3 separate regions of the Mus musculus genome follow, and all the other regions are linked to region 2. A link is a loop called in an ENCODE intact Hi-C map of the cell type or tissue named here. Cell type or tissue: heart. All regions are shown on one strand.

Evidence for each region. Hi-C counts contacts between places; a loop is a spot of excess contacts. Peaks named below come from ENCODE experiments on the same cell type or tissue, not always from the same donor. Only the 100,000 strongest peaks of a DNase experiment are listed, where the experiment ranks them.
Region 1: a loop joins it to region 2, with 7 times the contacts of the local background. A loop is called at or near these places in 37 of 42 quality-filtered maps.
Region 3: a loop joins it to region 2, with 6 times the contacts of the local background. A loop is called at or near these places in 5 of 42 quality-filtered maps.

The regions. Positions count from the first base shown.
Region 1 is chr11:62,674,780-62,677,279 of GRCm38, forward strand. No RefSeq gene overlaps it. Among named protein-coding and RNA genes, the nearest start is that of Mmgt2, 27 kb to the left of the region's middle. In heart, a CTCF peak has its summit at 1,200 (motif pointing left); a DNase peak (open chromatin) is centred at 1,162; H3K4me3 peaks cover 628 bases; H3K27ac peaks cover 751 bases.
Region 2 is chr11:62,612,662-62,615,161 of GRCm38, forward strand. The region is part of intron 2 of Lrrc75a (leucine rich repeat containing 75A); the gene reads right to left. Among named protein-coding and RNA genes, the nearest start is that of Snord65, 9.4 kb to the left of the region's middle. In heart, a CTCF peak has its summit at 1,174 (motif pointing right); a DNase peak (open chromatin) is centred at 1,180; H3K4me3 peaks cover 1,114 bases; H3K27ac peaks cover 1,443 bases.
Region 3 is chr11:62,692,266-62,694,765 of GRCm38, forward strand. It overlaps a transcript of Zfp287 not described here. Among named protein-coding and RNA genes, the nearest start is that of Zfp287, 38 kb to the right of the region's middle. In heart, a CTCF peak has its summit at 1,220 (motif pointing left); no DNase peak of the experiment used is centred here.

The sequences.
Region 1 (2,500 bases), 62 kb after region 2:
AGCTTCGAGGCAGGAGCCAGCATCTGCTGATTTCATCCCAGCTTTAACCAGCTACGGAGCTGTGCCTCGCCCCACCCCCACCCCTCTCAAAACTGAATATTTAATATAAAGAATTGTTTGCGCAGATGTTGGAAGACCCAAAGAGTCAAATCTGCAAAGCTTAATAACCAGCGTAATGGATACAGCAAGAGGCCATGAGAATAACAGACAGGGAAGAGTCAGGTTGCCAGAACTCAGGGAGGTCCTGCGGGGTAGAAGATCAGGCCCTCAAGGGAAAGTATTGTGCATCTGGTGATTCAGGGTGGCGCGGAGGGGGCGGGCAGTCACCTGTGCACCAGCATCTTCTGAGAGAATGGAATCTGGGAACTTTGGTTCAGTCTGCTCATCGTGCCTGGCCTTGGTGACGCTGTTGGCACACATGGGAAAATGCTTTGCAAAATCCCCACACACCAGGGAGAAGAGGTAACGCATTCTTAGGATTCACCACAACAGTGCCGTATCCACACCCGCATCTTCCCGCATTTCACACAACTCAAGCTCTGTCTGTGTGCTTGCTGTTTTCTGGTATGTCTGCTTTCAAATGTCCCCAGGGGGCCCAGTAAAAAGGTTGGGGAGCCTTTGTAGCATGCCACAGGCGTCCTTGTTGGGGCTAGCCTCTCCTACCTATTAGTTGTATCATTATCATCACGATCATCTTTTATGTAGCCCAGGCTAGCTTCGAACTTGCTATGTAGCTGAGGATGGCCCTGTACTCCAGATCCTTCTGCTTCTGCCTTGTGAGTGCTGGGACCACAGATGTGCACCACCATGCCTACATGCCCAGTAGTCTTGAGGAGGCAGATCAACAAGGTGGGGTCATGAAGCTTGTGAAGGGGGACTGTCACCTCTGCCACAGTGGTTTGCAAAGCTCGGTCCAGAGCTTCTGCTCAGCCCCGCTTTCTCCCTTCCCAAGATCCCTCTCTCCTTTGCCCTTCACATTGGTGTTGCTGTAATTGTACCTCAGGAAATAACCCTGAGGCATCCGCCGTATCGGAGCCCCCAACTGGATCTGAGCCACTTCAGCCACTCTCTCCTCACAGTCCGAAAGCACCGTTAAACAGGAAGTTAGGGCGCTTTGGTGTTGTGACTGCCTGTGGACTGTGCAGTGCCTGGAGGGCGGAGGATTTGTTTAGCATCCCTCTCCTGCCATCTGGTGGATGGATAAGAGGATTATGAACAGACCCGGCAGGCAGGACACCTAAGAGAAAAGAGTGTTTTCAGGGGGGGAAAGAGGAAAGCAGCAAATGGAATGCCACTCTGCGCTGAGGCCTAATCCTAGGCAGCATGCCCTCCCTCGCTCGCTCACTTCAGCTACCTAATCAACGTTGCAGAGAAAGCTGCATGACTTTTGGCGTCTGCAAGAAGAGTGTCACCATCCTCCAGCTATGTCACCAGCTGTAAATGCCCTCAGAGGCTGGCTGGCTTCACAGAGCAGGCTTTTCTCTTCACTTAGGACGAAGCCTTAAATGGAAGATTCTAGACATGAACATTGTCTGATTGTGCCTTATTCTGATATTATGATGAATTTGGCTCTGTCCCGCTCTATCCCACTCAGGACAAGAACCGCCCATTGGTCCAGTGTCTCTGTGTACATGTGCTAATAGCCATCCCTGTTGTCGGTATGACTGCCATGGTCTCACACGCTGGTGTTCAAGTTGCCTATATTTTACTCAATAATGTCTTCAAAGTGCAACACTAGGGATGCTGGCAATTTTGCCATAGTCTATCTTACTGTTGTTGGTAATCTCTTCCTGGGTCTAGTATGTTAAAGTAAATGGTATGCGGAGTGTGTGTAGAAAAAGCAGAGTGTACATAAGGTTTGCTACTATCTATCTTCTGTTTTGAACACCCACTGTGGGTCTTGGAAGATAGCCCTCTCAGATGAGGGGGACAACTGCATTCACAAAGAATGGGTTCTTGCTAGCTTGTGACATCATAGACAAGGTGGCTGCAAGACTCACTCTGGAGCCAGGTGGTGGGGATACACACCTTTAATCCCAGCACTCAGGAGGCAGAGGCAGGTGGATCTCTGTGAGCTGCAGGCCAGCCTGGCCTACAGAGTCAGTTCCAGGGCAGCCAGGGCTACACAGGGAAACCCTGCCTGGGAACAAAAAACAAGACAAAACAACCAACCAAAAAAAAAAAAAAAAAAAAAAAAGACTCACTCTGAAGACGCTTCCTGTGTTCTGTGTAGCTTGGGAGGGAAGACCTATGGGTCACGTAGTTTCAGAGGTGCTCAGCTCTCTCTCTGCTGCTTCTGGGCCTGCGGTAAGTGTTGCAGGAACTTCCCCCAGGGAGACATAAACAAATGTTTTTGTTTTTGTTTTTGTTTTTGACCCCAGACAAAGCACCAATGACCAATCAAAGAGATGTGTCTGTTCAGGTCTGCCTTGGTGAATCAGTGAGTTTATTTGGCGTGTAGAACCAAGGGTGAAGAGTTACTCAGAGGAGTGTGGGTTAG
Region 2 (2,500 bases):
GGAAGCATCATTTAGCTGGGCAGATGCATGCATGCATTGCTGGTTTCTCCACTCAGTCTGTGATGTGACGGTTACTCCTGCCACCTTGGCATCCCACACACAACAGACTGTCCCTATGAACCGCGAGCCAGAATAAACCCTTTCTTTCTTAAGTTGACGTGACTAATTACGGACATGCTGATTAGGAAGCCCACTGCACCTCCAGCTGGGCTTCCTCAGGATCTGGTTGAACCCCTGGCTGTGGAATAAGCTGAGGGGAACGGAGAGGAGACTGGACAGACAGAGAAGGCACCGAGACAGCTGTGAGTGAAGCAATGGGAACCTGGAAGAGGGTGGCTCGAGTCACTGTGGTAGCCACTGTATGGACAATGAGGGCCTTTCTCAGTACAGGCTTGCCTGGGGTGAGGAGCAGGGGTAGGGACTGGTAATGGTGACACCTGACATATTCTCAGCCAAAGAATGGGGATATGAGGATGGGACATGATACAGAGATGGCACGTCTAGAGTTCATTTCCCACCTTGGAATTCCAGGGAACCTTCAAAAACCAACACTGGTGGTGAGTAGGCAGGTCCTCTGGCAACGTGTTAACTTTATTTTTAGTGTACAAAATAATAAGTTTCATTATGACATTGTTATATACATATTATTATATCGTATTCACATTCTCTCCTACTGCTCTCCTCTGTCCCTCCTCCCACTTGCCGATCCCTGTCGCCTGAACAGCCAGCCCCCTTTTCTGCTTTCATGACACACCACTCGGGGAAAGACTCGATATTTTGTCTGTCTTCTCTCCCATTCTCTCCCTTAGTCTTGACTGCTCCCCTACCTCCCAATCACCGCTTCCTCCTCCTAGTCCTCCCGGAAAACTGATTCCAGTATGTAGTCACAGCGGAGAAGCTCAGGGGACTTAAGGACAAGAAGGTCAGAGGATGGGATTGGAGGCACGCCCAACATCGTTTTGGGATGCTCTGGGACAGTACTGTTGCCAGTTTCCAGAAGAAGCTGAACTAAAGCCCACATCGGAGCTCCTCTGTTTTAGCTCCTCCTCCAATCACTTTCCTGAGTTTCCAAATACCCAGGACCATGCCCTCCCACTCAACTATCCAAGCTGGAGCAGCTCAGGCTGCTTAAGAGAACAAAGGCATAAAGAGGGCTGGCAGTGCATGGCGTCGGCCACTAGGGGGCAGAGGAGCATAGGGCGAGGCTGCTGCTGCTACCAGAGCGAGCCGAGAGAATCTCGGTCTTCTCATTGGCTAAACAGGAACAATGGCTGGGCACGCCAATTAGAGTTGAAAGCAACTGTAAAGAGCACACAGAGATGACTGCCCCTCTGCTTGCCTGAACTAAATACACCACGGGTCTTTTCTTTTGTTCTTTTTTTTTGTGGTGATTGGGATCCACTGTGGCCTCAGATGGCAGCTAGCACCAGCCACACCTCCTGTCCTTACTGAACATGTAGAAATCATTACTGCATCTCCTCCCTTCGCTCGCTCGAATGCCTATGAACGCACACAGTCCTACCACTCCCACTTGACCATGAGGGAGCTGAGGCATCTGGTTCACCATGCATCTTGTAAGAGGCAATGGATCCAGACATCGCCCGGTGGCTGAGCGGGTCTGCCTCCTTAGAAACCCGGCCCTTTTGCCTACTCATTCGAGGTGCTTTTATTCTTTTCTCAACTCCCTCTTTTTCAAGCGCTCTCAAGGCCTTCTTCCAGCAGACAACAGGATTGAGTGGAGCTGGCCCAGAGGAGGAAAGTGTGTATATAGGTTTGTGTCTGACAGTATAGGGTGGTGGCAAGAAATGAGGACCCAGCATAGAAGGGAATTGTTTAGTGTCAGAGTCCTAGCTGTCTCCCAGGTGTGGAACAGCCACACCAGTGGCAGTGAGCACTGCTTGTCACCTATGCCTGCATGCCTGGGTCTAGCACTCTCCTTGGGAACTTCCTATTTCTCCCCACGGTTCTGCTCACCTACCATTGTGTGACCAGATTCCCCTAAGCTCCTGGCAGCTGGTCCAGAAATCGCCTCAGTACACCAGCAGGTTTGCTTCTTCCTGGAACCTGGACTGGAAAACGAGATAGCTTCCAGGGATCGGAACCTTGACAAGTAAACAGGGACCATAAGTAGCCATATTCCCTACCATGTGGGGGGATAGGAGAGAGCTCTGTGAACAGGAAACAGGATAGAATGGAGCAGAGCGGAGATGGATGGGCTTGCATAGCATGCTTGCTCTGTAGCCCTCATGCCTCTATAATGCTGAGCTGCCTTTGGATCCACGAGACACTGGACTGCGTGGGTGTCTGTTAGTTGCAGTTAGCAATGCATGAGGCTCGCTGTCCGGATTGTGGAATAGGCTCCTAGCAACTCTTCCTCACGCCCATGGAGAAGGAAGGCAAAGGAAGGGGTGGGAGCTTGGCACAACTGCCAGGATTTGGGGCTCTGTGGCCTCTCTAGACCTCAGCAATACCGTGCTAAAGAACTAAGGAAGGATTTGCT
Region 3 (2,500 bases), 80 kb after region 2:
GACTGCTCTTCTGAAGGTCCAGAGTTCGAATCCCAGCAACCACATGGTGGCTCACAACCATCCCCAACAAGATCTGACTCCCTCTTCTAGAGTGTCTGAAGACACTCTTCTAGAGTGTCTGAAGACAGCTACAGTGTACTTACATATAATCAATAAATAAATCTAAAAAAAAAAAAAAAAAAGTCAAGTGATAGATTTATTGTCTGTTTCTGCTATACAATAGTTAAAAATGTCTCACTGTAGAACGTTCTCTTTCACAGAAGGACCAGTGTCAGGTGAGTGGGCTTACAGTATGTGGCCGGAAGTCTGTCCTGATGAACCTAGAGCCTCATATGTGCCAGATGGGGCTCAGTCCACGGGCCACATCCTCTGCTCTCACTATGGTTTGTTTTAAAAAGATTCTACTTTTGTTTTCTTAGTTATGCATATATGTGTGTGTCATGTGCATATGGGTTTTATGTATGTGAGTTGTAGGTACCCACAGAGGCCCGGAGTGTCAGGTCAGATCTTCTGGAGCAGGAATTCTAGCAGTGAGCACCCGATGTGGGGGCTCTGGGAACCAAACTTGGGCCTTCTGCAAGAGCAGCATAGGCTTGTAACCGTGGAGCCGTTTCTCCAGCCCGTTGTAAGGACTTTCTTTTCTTTCTCTTCCACAGCACCTTACTCTTTTCAAATTCTTTGCACAAGAAGAGTCCCAGCTGTGCAGCGGATGTGCTGAACGCAATTCCTTAGTTCTATGTTCCCCTCCAGCAGTAATTGCCCACTCTTCTGCTGGGAGAAGCTGCTGAAGCCACAAGGAAGACCTCTCCAGGCTTCCTATCTGGGCCTGAACTACATTGTTTCAGAAAAACTGCCATGTTTCTTCATCATGATGCCGGATCATCAAAAAGTTTAGGCTATGCCATACCATGGTCACGGTGTCAGGGACAGCAGCTACAGTTGTGGACATTTATGCTTTTGTCCTTATGGTGTCTTTCTAGGAGAAAAGGAAAAAAAAAAAAAGGAGAGATATGCTTATTGTGTGTCACTTGCTACCCAAGAAAGAGCACCAAGAAACTGACTATGCGTTCATATTTCCTTCTGTTAAGATGAGGGTGGGGGAAGGGAAGTAAATCATAAAAGTTGACAATGGTGAGCTACGAAGAGGAAAACTGGGCTTAGCAGCTTAGAAGCGGTTTACCAGTTTCACTGGCTAGGCCTCAAGATGTCAGAGTCGTTGCTCCCTCTAGTGGTAAAATCTAGACCCGTCCTTTCCATTTCGGTGGTTGGTACTGCTCTGTGGCTTCAGTGTGTGGTCTAAAGTTGTGTTTTCTTCTGCTAAATTGTCCTCTGTTTGTCTCTTCCAATACTTTTGCGATATTATTTAGTGCCCCCAGGTAGTGCAGGATGATTTTTGCCTATCTTGAGATCTCTAAGCACCCTCTCTCCCCATCACTTTTCCTTAAAATAAGAGTGCTTGTCCAGGGCTGGTGAGATGGCTCAGTGGGTAAGAGCACCCGACTGCTCTTCCGAAGGTCAGGAGTTCAAATCCCAGCAACCACATGGTGGCTCACAACCATCCGTAACGAGATCTGACTCCCTCTTCTGGAGTGTCTGAGGACAGCTACAGTGTACTTACATATAATAAATAAATAAATAAACAAATCTTAAAAAAAAAAAAAAAAAAAAAAAAAAAAAAAAGAGTGCTTGTCCAGCATGCATGGAACTCACAATTCAATCCCCAGTGTAAGCCCAGCATTTGGATTAAAATAAAAATAAAATAAAATGAAGTAAAATAAAAAGAAAGAAAATAAAAAGTTCCACATTTACAAGTCCAGGAGTTAGGATGTGGACATATTTGGTGGCCATTATTAATTTCAGGGCTTCTTAAAAAATTTCCACTCAGAAAATTCTGTAGCCCTAGGTATATAGATTTATAAAACATGTATACAGGGACTTTAGAAATAGATGGATCAGTAGTTAGGAGGACTGGCTGCTTTTCCATAGGACCCCAGTTCAATTCCCAGCAATTCCTAATACCCACATGGTTTCTCACAACCCCTCTCTCTGTAACTTCAGGCATGCAAGTGGACACAGACACACATGCAGGCAAAGCACTCATGAAAAGTGTGTAAAAATCAAGTATTTACAGAGAATAAAGAAATTAAAAATAAAGAAATTAATTTAAGAACAATTCTTTGCTATAGGTTTATTATATGTTCCAGGCAGGGTTTCTCTGTGTAACCCTGGCTGTCCTAGAACTGGCTCTGTAGACCAGGCTGTCCCAGAGATCCTCCTGCCTCTACCTCACTGGAATGAAAGGAGTGCACATCTTCTGCACATGGAATATTATCACTTGCTAAAGATAAGCAAAATCTCACACTAACAGGATAGATATGCTTATTTACATGACACACAGTATTAAATCTTAGCTGAATATTTGGTATTTGAAGACACAGAATGAACATCTCCACCAGTTTTCAGAGTTGAAGGACATTTTGATTTTATAACTGCCAATTCT